Linked DNA regions of Homo sapiens: region 2 is linked to region 1. A link is an interaction called in ENCODE POLR2A ChIA-PET data of the cell type or tissue named here. Cell type or tissue: OCI-LY7. All regions are shown on one strand.

Region 1 (2,500 bases):
ATGAGCTTGGAAGCAGATTCTCCTCACAGTCTCAAGATAAGTCCTTAATCTAGTGGATATTTTAATCTTGACCTTGTAAGACTCTGAGCAAAGAACCCAGTCAAGCTTGCCTGTACTTCAATAGAAAACTAATACATACACTTAAGGAAACTTGAGTGTGTGGGGAGGGGGTTGGGGTGGCTTATAAGTAATGTTACCAAACATGCTAATGGTAAACTTTTGTATAAAAAGGCCTATGAGCTAGCTGGATACCCTGCTTCTCTCTGATAGGACTAACTCCATATAGTTCATGAGTCTTTTGAGCAGATGTAGTTCGTAATAAATCCGATACTCCATTTGGTCTATGTAATTACTGATCTTCTTTGTTTCTCTATACTTTGAACACCTTGGGCAAAGAGATAGAACACCTTGTTCTAGAAATAGAACAAAGGGTCAGTAAACTTCAGAATACCATCAAGTGGCTGTCTGTCAAGTACCAGTTTTCATCTTTGTGAAACTTCAAGTGTTACCTATCACTGCTTAACTCCTTAACCAACTCATTTGAGAGAAACCTATTTCATCTTGTCCTAAAGATATTCAGATATTCCGGATCTTGTGTTTAAGCACAGCTCCTGCCAGATATTCCAACTTCAGCCATTTCTTCAACTCTTGGTTTTTCAGATGGAGGAAAAGTTTTGAACTACCTGTTGGTAGTTGCAGCTATTTACCAACTGCTTACCATGTTCCAGAAAATGCTAGGTGCTTTATTTATATTGTCTCATTTAATCTTCACAATAACCCTATGAGGAAATATAATTATCCTCATTTTACAAATGAGAAAACAGGCACAAAGAGGTTAGATATTTTGCTTAAGGCCATAAGATTCAGAGTTAGGATCAAGCTTCCATCTCTCTGATTCTAAAATCTCTGTCAAATCATCATTCAACACCGTGTCCTAGTTTATGGACAGCATATCAATGAGCAGGTGTTCATTCACTTCTTAAATATGCCTAATTGCCTCTGAAAACCTTTCAACAAACATTTGTGAACACCCATATCCTAGTCTAGGAACAATATATAAAAACAGAGACCCGGAAGTTGTGGGAGGAAGCCAGGAAGTCAGCCCAGAATGGAGTTGGGGCATTGGTTTCCGGGCTGGGGTTAGAATAGGCCACAAGGTTCTACTGCAGTCTCAAGGCCTAAGACAAAGGACAAATCTAAAGATTCATCAAGAGACAGAAATCGCTCATAGGAATCATGAGCTCATTGGAGAGTCAGACCAAAGTATGGGGAAAGAGCGGTAAACGAGGCAGGGAACACCAGACCCCATCACAGGGTCAGAACCTGAGACAAGCCTGCATGGCAGGGTTCCCCACGGCAAACCCCTGAAACATCTACAGGGATGACAATGGGTTACTAGTAACAACAGCTAACTCATAATGAGTGCCCCTTAGGTCCAGTTGTAAGTATTTGATCTCATTTGACCTTCACAACAATCCTATGAGGTAGGAACTACTAGAATTTTCAATTTAAGGATAAGGAAACTGAAATCAGAAAGGTTAACAATGTTCCAAAAATTACACAACTAGTTAGTGACATACTCAGTATTCAAACTGCATTGGACCCAAAGCCCACATATGTGAACGCTATTCTCCACTAATGCACATGAGGACCTAGAGGGCTGAGTTGAAAGATTTGTGAGGCCACATCCACCAAAGAATGTGATGGACATAGACCTGACAAAGCACTCTCAAGAAGCTTTCAGACATCAAGATAGAGATCTAGGAGCACAGATAAGAGAACAGTTGATGGGTCGGGTGCGGTGGCTCAGGCCTGTAATCCTAACACTTTGGGAGGCTGAGGCGGGCAGATCATGAGGTCAAGAGATGGAGACCATCCTCGTTAACACGGTGAAACCCGTCTCTATTAAAAATACACAAATTAGCTGCGCCAGGTAGCAGGTGCCTGTAGTCCCAGCTACTCGGGAGGCTGAGGCGGGAGAATGGCGTGAACCCAGGAGGCGGAGGTTGCAGTGAGCCGAGATCACGCCACTGCACTCCAGCCTGAACGACAGAGCGAGACTCCGTCTCAAAAAAAAAAAAAAAAAAAGACTTTGCAGGGAAGACCTATGAAAAGGGTGAGAAAGGGCACAAGTTGCAGTAACAGTGTAAACAAAGCCAGAAAAATTGCAAAGGTGTGTGCGTGTGTGATCATGCCCTGATTCTTGTATAGTTAATTTCACCCCAGGCTTCTCAAACAGCACAGCCACATGATGTTTCAAAAAGTCCAAGTGGAACCTCTTCGGAAAGATGCCCCACCATTGGCAGAGGCTGTGACCTTTTTCCTCAGGTACCAGGGGTTGCTACATGGGGAATGGGTGGACACTGGGCTGTAAATACTGCGTCTGGAATTTATTCCTTTTGGTGGATGCTTGGTCTCGCTGACTTCAAGAATGAAACCACGGACCTTCACGGTGAGCGTTACAGCTCTTAAAGATGGTGTGTCCGGAGTTTGTTCCTTC
Region 2 (2,500 bases), 120 kb before region 1:
GAATTTGTACATAAATTAATAAATTACCACAGGCAGACTGGTTGGCCTAACATGATTTGGTTAAAAAATTTAAAAATAAAAATATGTTCTGATAACTCCACGTAAATAAAAAATTTTAAATTAAAAAAATAATTTGGTGAAACTGAGGGAATAAGAGGTTCCTATTCTTTTTTTTTTTTTGGTGGAAGTACTTTAGTTAGCTGTGTGCATCACAAAATCATTTCACATTTGTTTAGCTAACATGTTTTAATGGTCTACTGGTCATTGAGAAGGAAACGAAGATGACTAAGAAATGCTACCTGTCCTTAAGGAGTTTATGGCTTTAGCGGGGAGAGGGGAAGTAAGTCAACACCTACTGTAAACAGAGGATGTCTGCAAGGGCTACAGAAGCGAAGGGGAAACCACCTATTATGGCTTGGCTGGGGGAGGCACACCCATGGAAGTACTCCATGGAGGAACAAAAGGGGCGGGGTTGGGAGGCAGGGGAGGGGAGGGAGGGCAGCATGAGCAGAAGCCCAAATGTACATTGACAGGAAGGCACCTGCCCGGGCTGGCAGGGCATGGCTGTGTGAAGCAGTGCAAGAAAGGAGAGAGAAGCAGACTAACCGGTGCCACACACACAAAGCTAAAGGAGTCTGGATGTCACCTAGGAATCCTCTCGATGCCCTGTTATTTTTTAACGTGTAAAAATCAGATATTTCAAAATAAAACTTAGGGATCTTTATGCTACAAAAATGAATTACTCCCGAGTTCTTTTTGGATTTAAGATAGAATTCAGTTTACAAACATAAACTTTACACACACCTTGTCAGAATGTATCTAACTTTTAAGTACCTATATCAAATCAAAATGACAAAAAGATTTCAAGCTACTGAGTGGGCTTAGAATTCTGCAGTGTCAGCATGTGTACTTCTGCATTTTGTTCAAGTCCAAGGTGTCAGCTCGATTTAGTGGCAGCACTAAGTGGAAGCTTCAGCTAAATGTTTTCTGAAGAGTGACATCTGCAAAAGCTCTCCAGAGCGCACACACCAAACCAGACATGCTGAAACCCTCAGCTTCTTTCCCCGCAGTGTGGAGCCTAGCTCACTGCTGAATGTAGACAGCTTTCCTCAGATGAGTCTCCTCTTTATCTATTTCTCCTACTTGGACAAGAATCTCATCCAGAAAGTTTTTGGTTCCTGCTGGTGCATACCCACCTGATAATGTAACATAAAAGTCTCCATTTGAACTCCCATGAATTTGGCTTTCACTTCGAAGTCTCCAACTTCTTCTGTTGGACTGATTTCAAATATAACATTTTTAAACCTGTTGAAAGATAACATCGTAAGGGTATGGTTTTTATATTCTCATATAAAAATATTCTGTGAAATGGGGAAAGGAGATGAACCAAGTCTTCAAGAGTGAAAAGGGCTGCAGAAAATACAGGTCAAAAGTACTTCTGCAGCTGAAGCAGCACAGATTGCCAAGCCCAAGTACCATCTGCTCTGGGACTTGGAGAGAGGAATGGCAACCTCTCTCTGCCTGCAGCACTTACATCCTATCAAAGAGGAACCACTGAGGAGTTCCACAAGTGGCGTGTGAAGGGATGACATCATAGGAATTCTCTTCACTTCCACATGGCCAAAAAGGAAACCTAATGATAAAAGGAGAAAACGGAGGACACTGGGGAAGGAGAGGGTGTATGTGTTTGAATACATGCATGTTTGAGGACTGGGAGAAGTAAATAAACAAAAGGGGGTCCGTATAAAAAGCACCAAGGGAGGAGGTTTTCTAGAAAGAGTAGGTGCTGTGTATATAAGCACACTCAGTATTACCAAAGATAAATTGTTATTATTGAACGTATTTAAGTTATCACTCATTCACAATATGTTACGTGCCAGGAAATTTTGGGGGGCCAAAAGGAAAAGGTATTATGCAGCCGGGCACAGTGGCTCACATCTGTAATCCCAGCACTTTGGGAGACCGAGGCGGGCGGATCACGAGGTCAGATCGAGGCCATCCTGGCCAACATGGTGAAACCCTATCTCTATTAAAAATACAAAAATTAGCTGGGCATAGTGGCATGCACCTGCAGTCCCAGCTACTCAGAAGGCTGAGGCAGGAGAATTGATTGAACCCGGGAGGCAGAGGTTGTAGTGAGCTGAGTACCATACCCTATCACCACTGCAGTCCAGTCTGGTGATAGGGCGAGACTCCGTCTCAAAAAAAAAAAAAAAAAAAAAAAAAAAAAGGGATTATGCTGTTCTCTGGATGATCAAAGTATAGCACCCCAGATTTCCAGAACTCAACTATGGAGCTGCCTTACCTATTACGAACAGGGCTGAGAACCATGAAAGATGCAAAAAGGTCACTGAGAGTTAAAGAAGTCACAAAAACCCATGCACTGAAACACACATGCATCTTATTCAACTGGAACGCCTCACGGGTTATTCCTTAAACATATTTATCTTAAGTGATAAATAATTTTACCAGATTTAGTTGGCTATTTAGTTTCTAAGCC

The links. ChIA-PET counts read pairs that join two places held together with the same protein. Peaks named below come from ENCODE experiments on the same cell type or tissue, not always from the same donor. Only the 100,000 strongest peaks of a DNase experiment are listed, where the experiment ranks them.
Region 2: POLR2A ChIA-PET joins it to region 1 with 5 read pairs; 13 of 35 experiments call an interaction of 5 or more read pairs at or near these places.

Annotation. Positions count from the first base shown.
Region 1 is chr15:90,375,712-90,378,211 of GRCh38, reverse strand. No RefSeq gene overlaps it. Among named protein-coding and RNA genes, the nearest start is that of IQGAP1, 11 kb to the left of the region's middle. In OCI-LY7, no CTCF peak of the experiment used is centred here; a DNase peak (open chromatin) is centred at 1,111.
Region 2 is chr15:90,496,037-90,498,536 of GRCh38, reverse strand. It overlaps IQGAP1 (IQ motif containing GTPase activating protein 1), which reads right to left. Exons shown (of 38, transcript NM_003870.4): 37 at 1,197-1,305. Among named protein-coding and RNA genes, the nearest start is that of CRTC3, 33 kb to the left of the region's middle. In OCI-LY7, no CTCF peak of the experiment used is centred here; no DNase peak of the experiment used is centred here.